3 separate regions of the Homo sapiens genome follow, and all the other regions are linked to region 2. A link is a contact called in ENCODE Hi-C or POLR2A ChIA-PET data. All regions are on one chromosome and are shown on one strand. Each heading gives the region's core, a stretch centred on a gene start or an enhancer-like site at or near the end of the contact. The rest is flanking DNA. Distances are from core to core; before and after follow the strand shown.

Region 1 (3,277 bases), core at 21-2,520, 440 kb after region 2:
GCCAGCTACTGCACAAACTGCTAGGATACCACTGTGGACAAAAACAAAACAAAACAAAACAAAAACTAGGCATTCTGTCTCCATGGAGTTTACATTTTAGAATGGGAAGCTTACTATAAGGTCAATAGGTAATATTTGTAGTATATTAGTGCTAATTGCTAATAAAGAAAATAAAAAGAAAATGAAGTAGGAAGGAAGAATGGGGGTTGGATTACAACTGTAGTCTGGATGGCCAAGGTCAACCTCAAAGAGAAGGTGGCATCTGAATAAAGATGGGATGGAGATCAGGGCCTCTGGAAAGGTCCCTGGGGAGGAGATGAAAGGTCTTCTGAGGGAATAAGGCTCCAGGCTATTCTGTGACATCCCCAGAATATTAAAACAATAAGTGTCAAAAGCATTAGCAAATGTGTGATGTTTCAAAACATGTTCTTATGTCGAAGTTACAGGGCAGTACTCTCTTTCAATCTGGTCAGTGTCATTTTTGTGATCTGTATAGCCACCTTTGGGGAAAATGTCACAAGTCTAAATCTGAGGCTGCTGGTGGACATGAGGCTCAGGCCCCAAACCCCCTCCCCTCCTCCAGCTCTTGACTTCTTGTAATGAGGGCAGGCATCAGAAGGTCTGGGTTCTAATGCCCACACCACCTCTTAAACGAACTAGCCCTGAACCTCTCTTTTAGAGGCAATTTTCTCCTTTATAAATCAAGAATTATCTCTGTCCTATACATGAATTTAGATTTGTTGTGACAGCAACATTGGGCTGTTCCCAATTTTCCCACCCCATTCCACATCTGGGGTTTCTATTATTTTTCCTTGGATAAGAGAAAAGATGTGGACTTCCTTACTTCCATGGAATTTTCCAAGCACAACTGAGGTACGATCCATGGGATCAGATACAGGATGGGATGTACTAGGAGCTGGTCTGGGATTCACCTGAAGTCAGGCAGGAAATAAAAGTCCAGGAGGAAGAAAGCCCTTCTTTATCAATTTGACCCTTGGCTGCTTTTCTTGATAGTACCATCCCTCAAGGAACAAGATAAAGAACAAGAATTTAGAACTCTCCCCTTGCTACAATGCAATGATAGAATACTGGATAGAGAGAACACATTCTTAAAGTTTTTCAAATCTGTTCCCAAGATGTCCACATTTGAAATACTCAGTGAAGCCAAATAAATACTTGCCGTGTCTTTAATAATCTGTACCATGATTACACCAGGGAAGTGCTGATGAAAATCCCCTGTTGGTTTAGTTGGATCACTGTAGCTGTCTCCTATTTATTACAGTATCCTGCCTGGAATACATGGATAACTTCTCTATGACATCATTAAACATGTCATCTCAGAACCTGGAACTTTGGCAGACTTTGGATCCTATTTCACTTTTATGCCATGACTAGTTCATTTGTGGACAGCCAAGAATCAGAAAACTGAGGGCTTTATATGCAGAATCAGTAATGTGTTTGCTTTATTTTCATCTTTTATAACCTATTTCTAAATATCCTTCTCCCTTCTCTAATCCCTCCATCCCATCACCAAATGAGAAGTAAGCAGAGTAATATTAAATAGATGAGATTTTCACTTAAGAATTTGAAGATTTTGCTGTTGAGAAAAATACTAAAGTCTTAACCCTATAATAATGAGTTTCCTGTAAGTTTGATTTCATGAGTCATAAATTCCCTGAACTTTGTTATTTTGCTCTAATTATTTAGAGAGTAAAGAAATGTCACTTTTATGCTCTAGATCAAGGGTTGGCAAATGTTTTCTCTAAGGGAACAGATACTATTTTAGTTTTATGGGCCTCATACAGTCTTTGTTGCATGTTCCTTATGTTTTTGCAACCTTTAAAAAATGTAAAAACCATTCGCAGCTAGTAGGATGTACAAAGAACAGCAGCAGTTTGCTGACCCCTGCACTTGATGATTTGCCATTTTCAGAACTGATGTCAGAAAAATTCTGAACATGACCATGGCCAATGTTCTTCAAATCTACAGAGCAACAAGAACAACCAAAATGAGAAATAGTAGATTCTATAATAAAACAAAAATAGCAAAATCCTTCTTTCTGTTTTTCTATATATGCAGCTCTGGGCCTTCAATCATGTGTTGCATGAAAACTGTCAGATGGAGACAGTGGCTGCCTCTGTAGAGGTATTTGAAGTATGCATGTAACAAAATATCACATGTACCCCATAAATACGTAGAAGTATTATGTATTGATATGGTTTGGCTGTGTCCCCACTCAAATCTCATCTTGAATTGTAGCTCCCATAATTCCCAAGGGTTGTGGGAGGGACCGGTGGGAGATAATTGAATAATGGGGGCAGTTCTTCCATACTGTTCTCATGGTAGTGAATACATCTCATGAGATCTGATGGTTTTATAAGACGTTTCCCCATTTGCTTGGCTCTCATTCTCTCTTGCCTGCTGCCATGTAAGACGTGACTTTCACCTTCTGCCAGAATTGTGAGGCCTCCCCAGCCACATGGAACTGTGAATCTATTAAACCTCTTTTTCTTTATAAATTACCTAGACTTGGGTATGTCTTTATCAGCAACGTGAAAAGAGACTAATACACGTATTAACAAAAAAATTTTTTTTATTATAGTTTAAGTTTTAGGGTACATGTGCACAATGTGCAGGTTAGTTACAAATGTATACATGTGCCATGTTGGTGTGCTGCACCCAGTAACTCGTCATTTAACATTAGGTATATCTCCAAATGCTATCCCTCCTCCCTCCCCCCACCCCACAACAGGCCCCGGTGTGTGATGTTCCCCTTCCTGTGTCCATGTGTTCTCATTGTTCAATTCCCACCTATGAGTGAGAACATGCGGTGTTTGGTTTTTTGTCCTCGTGATAGTTTGCTGAGAATGATGCTTTCCAGCTTCATCCATGTCCCTACAAAGGACATGAACTCATCCTTTTTTATGGCTGCATAGTATTTCATGGTGTATATGTGCCACATTTTCTTAATCCAGTCTATCATTGTTGGACATTTGGGTTGGTTCCAAGTCTTTGCTATTGTGAATAGTGCCGCAATAAACATACATGTGCATGTGTCTTTATAGCAGCATGATTTATAATCCTTTGGGTATATACCCAGTAATGGGATTGCTGGGTCAAATGGTATTTCTAGTTCTAGATCCCTGAGGAATCGCCACACTGACTTCCACAATGGTTGAACTAGTTTACAGTCCCACCAACAGCCCAAAAGTGTTCCTATTTCTCCACATCCTCTCCAGCACCTGTTGTCTCCTGACTTTTTAATGATCGCCGTTCT
Region 2 (3,141 bases), core at 626-3,125:
CTTCCTGCCCTGGGAACAGCTCTAATCTGTCTGTTTACCACCTACCTGCCAGCCTTCAGCAGGAATTCCAGGACTGCTGGGCCTATCAGCTGAAGTAGAGGATGAAAAAGAACAAATCCAAAGGCAGAAGAAATAGGACAATATGATAGATGGATTTGACAAGAATCCAGACCAATTGTGGGCAGACCAAGTTGAAAAGCGTGAGAGGCTAGAGTTATCTCAGCAGGGGTTTCGTTTTGTTTTGTTTTGTTTTTGAGACAGTCTCACTCTGTCGCCCAGGCTGAAATGCATTGGTGTGATCTTAGCTCACTGCAACCTCTGCCTCCTGGGTTCAAGTGATTCTCTCGTGCCTTAGCCTCCAGAGTAGCTGGGATTACAGTTGTGTGCCACCACACCCAGCTAATTTTTGTATTAACACCGTAGAGATGGGGTTTCACCGTGTTGGCCAGGGTAGTTTTGAACTCCTGAGCTCAAGTGATCCATCTACCTCAGCCTCCCAAAGTGCTGGGATTACAGGCATGAGGACTGTACCCAACCATCTCAGCAGTTATTTTAAAAAATGTTTAGCCTTCTGATGAGAACACGTGGACACGTGGTGCGGACAACAAACACTGGGGCCAGTCGAGGGGGCTGCGGGGAGAGAGATCATCAGGAAGAGTAGCTAACACTTAGGTGGTGGGTTGATCTGTGCAGCAAGCCACCATGGTACATGTTCATCTCTGTAACAAACCTGCACATCCTGCACGTGTACCCCAGACTTTAAAATAAAAGTTGAAGGAAAAAAGTTCACTTTTCTGCTTTCCAGTTGCTTATTTAAAAAAAAAAAAAAAAAAAAAGAAGCATCTGGCTGGGTGTGGTGGCTCATGCCTGTAATCCCAGCACTTCGGGAGGCCGAGGCAGGTGGATCACCTGAGGTCAGGAGTTTGAGCCCAGCCTGGTCAACATGATGAAACCCCGTCTCTACTAAAAATACAAAAAATTAGCTGGGCATGGTGGCGGGCACCTATAATCCCAGCTATTCGGAAGGCTGAGGCAGGGAGAACTGCTTGAACCCAGGAGGCAGAGGTTGCAGTCAGCCAAGATCGCACCATTGCACTCCAGCCTGGGCAACAGAGCGAGACTCCATCTCAAAAAACAAACAAACAAACAAAAATGCATCTAAGTTGTCTGAGTGATGTCCTGCTCAAGTCCATAAGGGACTTGCTTTATTACAGAAAAGTGGCCAAACCCAGTAATATTGAAAGTATGGTCCAGGGACTGCTTCTGGTCAGGCAACTGTTTATTACCAGTCTGTGACAAAGACAGAAATTGCCAGTAAGGTGTTTAGAAACTTTAATAGCAATATGATATCCCAATGGGTGATCAATGGACCCATCTTACTGAATAGGGTAGAGACAAGTTTGAGTGTCGTTGCACTCACGTGGTGAGCTGCATGTGTCGTGGGCTGAGTGCTAGTATTGGTCTGTGATGGATTGGGATCAGACCCTTGTCCATGACCATAAAATCTTGAGCAATATTGCAGCAAGCCAAATGGCAAAGATGACTATGTGCCCCAAGACCACACTTTTTTTTCCTATAGTTTTTTTAAGAGAGACACGGCCTCGCTCTGTTGCCCAGGCTGGTCTTGAACTCCTAGGCTCAAGCAATCCTCCCATCTCGGCTTCCCAGAGTGCTGGGATTACAAGCATAAGCCACTGTGCCAAGCCTCCCTAAATGTTTAAATCTTGTCATTGCCACCATTCTGCAAGATTTACCTTTGAATCTAGAAAAGAACTTGGAGTCTTTCTACTAGGCCTATCCCCACACCACTTCCCATCATAGAGGTGAAGAACCTGAGGCCGGGACACACCACAGGACTCTCAGAATGACACAGCCAGTCAGATTTTCCTGGCACAAAACCCAGTGTTCTTTCAAAGCCACCATTCTTTTCCTGTAACTAATGCAAAAGCAAATCTTAGCCCATGACAGGGAATCACAGATTCCAAATGAGTGCCCTCAGAATGACTGGTTTCCTTGAAAGCAGCTGTTTCATAAACATGACTTTGCGGGGGCAGCTCAGGCCTTCCATGCAGTGGAGTCTGCTGGTCTTGGGGCTGCTCTGTTAAGCAAAGGATGGGAACCAAAGGTACTGACATTTTAATATTAGCCACACAGATGTCTTGGCTTGTAATCTGGAGAAAATCAGTCAGTGTCCCAGCTGAATCTGTAAATAGGAACGACAATAAGATTTGCTCTCTCTCGGGACATCCTAAGAATTTTTGTCAGGCTAGAAGAGGCAGCCTGGAGAGATTTGTTTGATCTGGGAAAGCAGAAGTCAAACTTGGTTTTTCATTCGGTAAGATCCACTGTGGTTAAAATGTGGTCAGAGGGCTCATTCAGCCTCCTACTTCAGGTCGAACTATACTTACCTTCTCTTACTTTTAAAGAAGGAAGGGAGATTCTGTAAATGAGTGGCTTTTCTTTTAGTCAGTGCTGTCATATGCCATGACAATATTGTATTTAAGTCTGTTCTCACAGTGCTAATAAAGACATACCTGAGACTGGGTAATTTATAATGGAAGGAGGTTTAATTGACTCACAGTTTAGCATGGCTGGGGAGGTTTCAGGAAACTTACAATCATGGCAGAAGGGGAAGCAAACACATCCTTCTTTACATGGCAGCAGCAAGGAGAAGCGCTGAGCATAAGGGGGGAAAATCTCCTTGTGATTCATGCCTGTAATCCCAGCACTTTAGGAGGTTGAGTTGGGTGGATCGCTTGAGGTCAGGAGTTTGAGACCAGCTTGGCCAACATGGTGAAACCCCGTCTCTACTAAAAATACAAAAAATTAGCTGGGCATGGTGGCAGGCACCTGTAATCCCAGCTACTTGGGAGGCTGAGGCAGGAGAACTGCTCGAACCTGGGAGGCGGAAGTTGCAGTGAGCCGAGATCACACCATTGCACTCCAGCCTGGGCAACAAGAGTGAAACTCCGTCTCAAAAAGAAAAAGAAAAAGAAAAAGAAACCATTAGATCTCATGAGAACTCACTATCACGAGAACAGTATGAGGGTAACCACTCCCATGATTCAATTACCTCCCCACCAGGTCCCTCCCATGACACATGGGGATTATGGGAACTATAATTCAAGATGAGATTTGGAT
Region 3 (3,555 bases), core at 65-2,564, 420 kb after region 2:
TTTTTGGCTCTTGTTGCCCAGGCTGGAGTGCAATGGCATGCTCTTGGCTCACTGCAACCTCCGCCTGCTGGGTTCAAGTGATTCTCTTGCCTCAGCCTCCCGAGTAGCTGGGATTACAAGCACCCGCCACCACACCCAGCTAATTTTTGTATTTTTAGTACAGACGGGGTTTTGCCATGTTGGCCAGGCTGGTCTCGAACTCCTGACCTCAGGTAATCCACCCGCCTCAGCCTCCCAAAGTGCTGGGATTACAAGTGTGAGCCACTGCACCCAGCCCGGGGCAATTTTTTTTAATGCCAAAGACATTGAATCACCTGCAAAAATTCTAGTACTGCTGCTGCAAAATGCAAAGGGGCTGGAGACAGCGGTCCCCTCCTCACAAATGGACTTCCAAGAGTACCAATTAGACTTTAGAGTCTGACTAATGACACACTCAAAAGATAATTATAGCAAAATATCTTGGCCAGTTGATATGCAATTTTGGTTTTGATCTTCTTGCCTCAGCCTGCCAAGTAGCTGGGACTACAGAATCCTGCTACTATGCCTGGCTAATTTTTGTATTTTTTTTTTTTGTAGAGATAGGGTTTCACTATGTTGTTCAGGCTGGTCTTGATCTCCTGGGCTCAAGGAACCCACCTGGCTTGGCTTCCCAAAGTGCTGGAATTACAGGTGTGAGCCACTGTGCCCAGCCACAAGACACTTTTTTTTTTGGCGGCAGGGGAGGGGGTTGAGGGGGCGGGGGGCGCAGGCTGTAGAAATGTATGTACAATATAATTTCTTTTTTCTTTTTTTTTGAGACAGGGTCTTGCTCTGTCACTGAGGCTGGAGTGCGGTGGTATGATCTTGGCTCACTGCAACCTCCGCCTCCCGGGTCCAGGTGGTTCTCCTGCCTCACACTCCTGAGTAGCTGGGATTATAGACATGTGCCACCACACTCGGCTAATTTTTTTTTTTTGTATTTTTAGAAGAGATGGGGTTTCACCATCTAGGCTACTACCTGCTAGGCTGGTCTCGAACACCTGGCCTCAAAGTGATCTGCCTGCCTCGGCCTCCCAAAGTGCTGAGATTACAGGTGTGAGCCACTGTGCCTGGCCTGTACAATATAATTTTATAATTTATAATGATATTATATTCTCTTTTTTAAAAAGAGGAGTTTACTAAAGCATTGAATAGTATGAATAAGATGAAAAGAATATGTCTAATAAAAATTTTTAAAATTTCTCTACCTTCTGTGGAGAGGTGAGCAACATTAATTACTGTTTGATCCTATCTGGGCCCCTTTCTCTGACTCCTCCCCACCCATCTGTTCCCCAGAGCCATCTGCATCACGTTGCAGGTATTTGAACACTTCCCCTTTGACTTTCACAAGACTCAAGACAGGCTTTGCAACTGCAAGGGGCTTGATTAAAGTTTTTGGAGGAGCTAAATAAAAATCAAGCAAGCAGCTTGAATTTATATGCACTCGAATTCAAGAACAAGAGCCTATAAAAACAATGTTAATTTTTTTCCTTATCTATACTGGCCTTCTTCTCAACTTGTTCTAATAGTGCGATACCAGCAAAATACAAATTTACTTTCATTTTCTTGTAGCTGATTTAGAAACTCTACTTACAGATCTGATTCTTTGAGCGTTGGTGGCATAAATAATGCAAGAGTGCTTTTCTTCTGTGTAGGGGTTGACAAGCTTTTTTTGTAAAGGATCAGATAATACCAGCTTTAGGCTTTGCAGGCCATTTGGTCTCTGTTGCAACTACTCAAATTTGCTGTTGTAATGCTAAAGCAGCTAGTGACAATTCATAAACAAATGGGCATGGCTGTGTTCCAGTGAAAGTTTATTTACAAAAACAAGTGGAGGGTCGGATATGGCCCTGGGACTGTTCACCGACTCTTATTCTGTGCCATCAACTGAAGTTGTTGAGGCTTCATGCAACTGCCTAAGAGCTAGGTAGTCAGTACAATGTGGCTTTCTGTGGAAGGGCAAAAGCGTGTGCATCTAATGTCGTGGGAATTCACCTCAAGCCACACCTTGAACAGGAAAACTGATTTTGGACTCTGGCTAGAGGAGATGTCATTTTTCCCGTTTACTGGAAGTGTAGGGTGAAACTTTATTCTCAGGGATAAACATGGTTTGGGGGCCATTCCCTTCAATGGCTCATATACTTGTTCTCATGTTTCCACTGGAAAATCTGCTCAAATGCCCAGTTTTGAGAAAATATGCCTGTTTCCTATATCCCTTCACTTCTCCCCATGTTTAGAGGTGAGCTTATCTGTTAAGCTGACACAAAGGAATGAACTTGTGCCTATCCTCTCTCCTTTTGGGGATGCTCTGCTCAAGGGACAGGTATGCTCTCTTCCCACTGTCTTTCTGCACAACACATGGGAAGTGGGCCCTAAACCTGCCCAGATAGATCTGGAAGGCCATCATACTATAGCCTCACTTTTGGGGCTTGATAGTTGTGCAAAGCAACAATACCTCTTTTACCTGCACAGGTAAGTTTCTTCTTTGCAGCCCCAGATTCTCCCACAGGTGGGTCACCCCAATGTCTAGGCTTTAAGGGAATAGTAGGAAGTCTGTTGACATAGATCCCAGCCACATTGTTCAATGAGCACAGTGTAGCATTATGACTACTTATAATAAAGGTGATATTGTGATTAGCCACGTGACTCCTTGGGAGAAAAGAGTTAATGCAGCAGGTCTGGTTGCTTTCTTCTTGTGTGTCTCCAAGAGAACTATGTTTGACCCTTCACCACCCCCTAGAAATGTGGCCCTCCAAGTGTTCCTTGTGTTGGTGATTGACGGACTTTGTTATATATTCCTGGAGGGATGGACCATGCCATGCTGGCGTGTCAAGTTGCTTTGCATACACATCAATATTGATGATATGCCCCTGGTTTTATTGTTGGGGTTCTGAGTTTCTATTGCCATGGCCTGTTGTGTAGCAATGGTTGCACAAGATAAGTGTATGTCACAACTACTCCCCTACTTCCACAAAGACCTCAGTCTCTGAGCTCCAAGTGGTGTTCCTAAGTAGGGCCATACCACATAGCTACCGGAAGTTCATTGCTAGAGAGAGAGCATTCCTATGTGTCTGACAAGGAAAGACCTCAGAAGTCTCTGCTGGACCTTTCTGGACTCCATCAATGCATATCTTTTTTTTCTGCGCTTTTTCTCTGTATTCTTTGCTGTACTAAATCTTAGTTATGAATATAACTTGTGATTGGGTCTTGTAAGTCCTTCTGGTGAATCACCAAACATATCACTCCTATATTTCAACAACTTAAAATTCAGAGGAGAAGAGCAGGGTAGGTACTGGGGTAAAAAATTTAAGGGGTGGCCAGGCGCGGTTGCTCACGCCTGTAATCCCAGCCCTTTGGGAGGCCGAGGCAGGTGGATCACGAGGTCAGGAGATCGAGACCATCCTGCCTAACACGATGAAACCCTGTCTCTACTACAAAAATACAAAAAATTAGCCAGGCATCATGGCTGGCACCTGTAGTCCCAGCTACTTGGGAGGCTGAGGCAGGAGAATGGCGTGAAGCCGGGAGGCGGAGCTT

The links. A loop is a pair of places that touch in the nucleus more often than their neighbours do. ChIA-PET counts read pairs that join two places held with the same protein, here RNA polymerase II (POLR2A). Pooled maps may share reads with other maps.
Region 1: a loop to region 2 is called in a map with no recorded cell type, with 2.2 times the contacts of the local background. The contact joins the promoter of TXNDC8 here to the enhancer-like site in region 2. A Hi-C loop is called at or near these places in 2 of 37 single-sample maps with no recorded cell type and 1 of 50 pooled maps. POLR2A ChIA-PET finds 5 or more read pairs at or near these places in 2 of 52 experiments (activated CD4-positive, alpha-beta T cell and activated T-cell).
Region 3: a loop to region 2 is called in a pooled map, with 4 times the contacts of the local background. The contact joins two enhancer-like sites. A Hi-C loop is called at or near these places in 6 of 37 single-sample maps with no recorded cell type and 4 of 50 pooled maps. POLR2A ChIA-PET finds 5 or more read pairs at or near these places in 2 of 52 experiments (activated T-cell and common myeloid progenitor, CD34-positive).

The regions. Positions count from the first base shown.
Region 1 is chr9:110,336,593-110,339,869 of GRCh38, forward strand. TXNDC8 (thioredoxin domain containing 8) reads right to left here and starts at 1,271. Exons shown (of 6, transcript NM_001424031.1): 1 at 1,181-1,271. The coding sequence starts at 1,204. It overlaps LOC124902245 (a long non-coding RNA gene), which reads left to right. Exons shown (of 2, transcript XR_007061728.1): 1 at 1-1,645; 2 at 1,933-2,050.
Region 2 is chr9:109,893,210-109,896,350 of GRCh38, forward strand. All of the region lies in intron 3 of PALM2AKAP2 (PALM2 and AKAP2 fusion), which reads left to right. Among named protein-coding and RNA genes, the nearest start is that of PALM2AKAP2, 110 kb to the left of the region's middle. RefSeq lists an enhancer at 330-489. Within about 2 kb of position 1,876, at least 2 of the 41 ENCODE cell types and tissues checked have a DNase peak (open chromatin) inside an H3K27ac peak, as active enhancers do.
Region 3 is chr9:110,315,122-110,318,676 of GRCh38, forward strand. All of the region lies in intron 4 of TXNDC8 (thioredoxin domain containing 8), which reads right to left. Among named protein-coding and RNA genes, the nearest start is that of TXNDC8, 21 kb to the right of the region's middle. Within about 2 kb of position 1,315, at least 2 of the 41 ENCODE cell types and tissues checked have a DNase peak (open chromatin) inside an H3K27ac peak, as active enhancers do.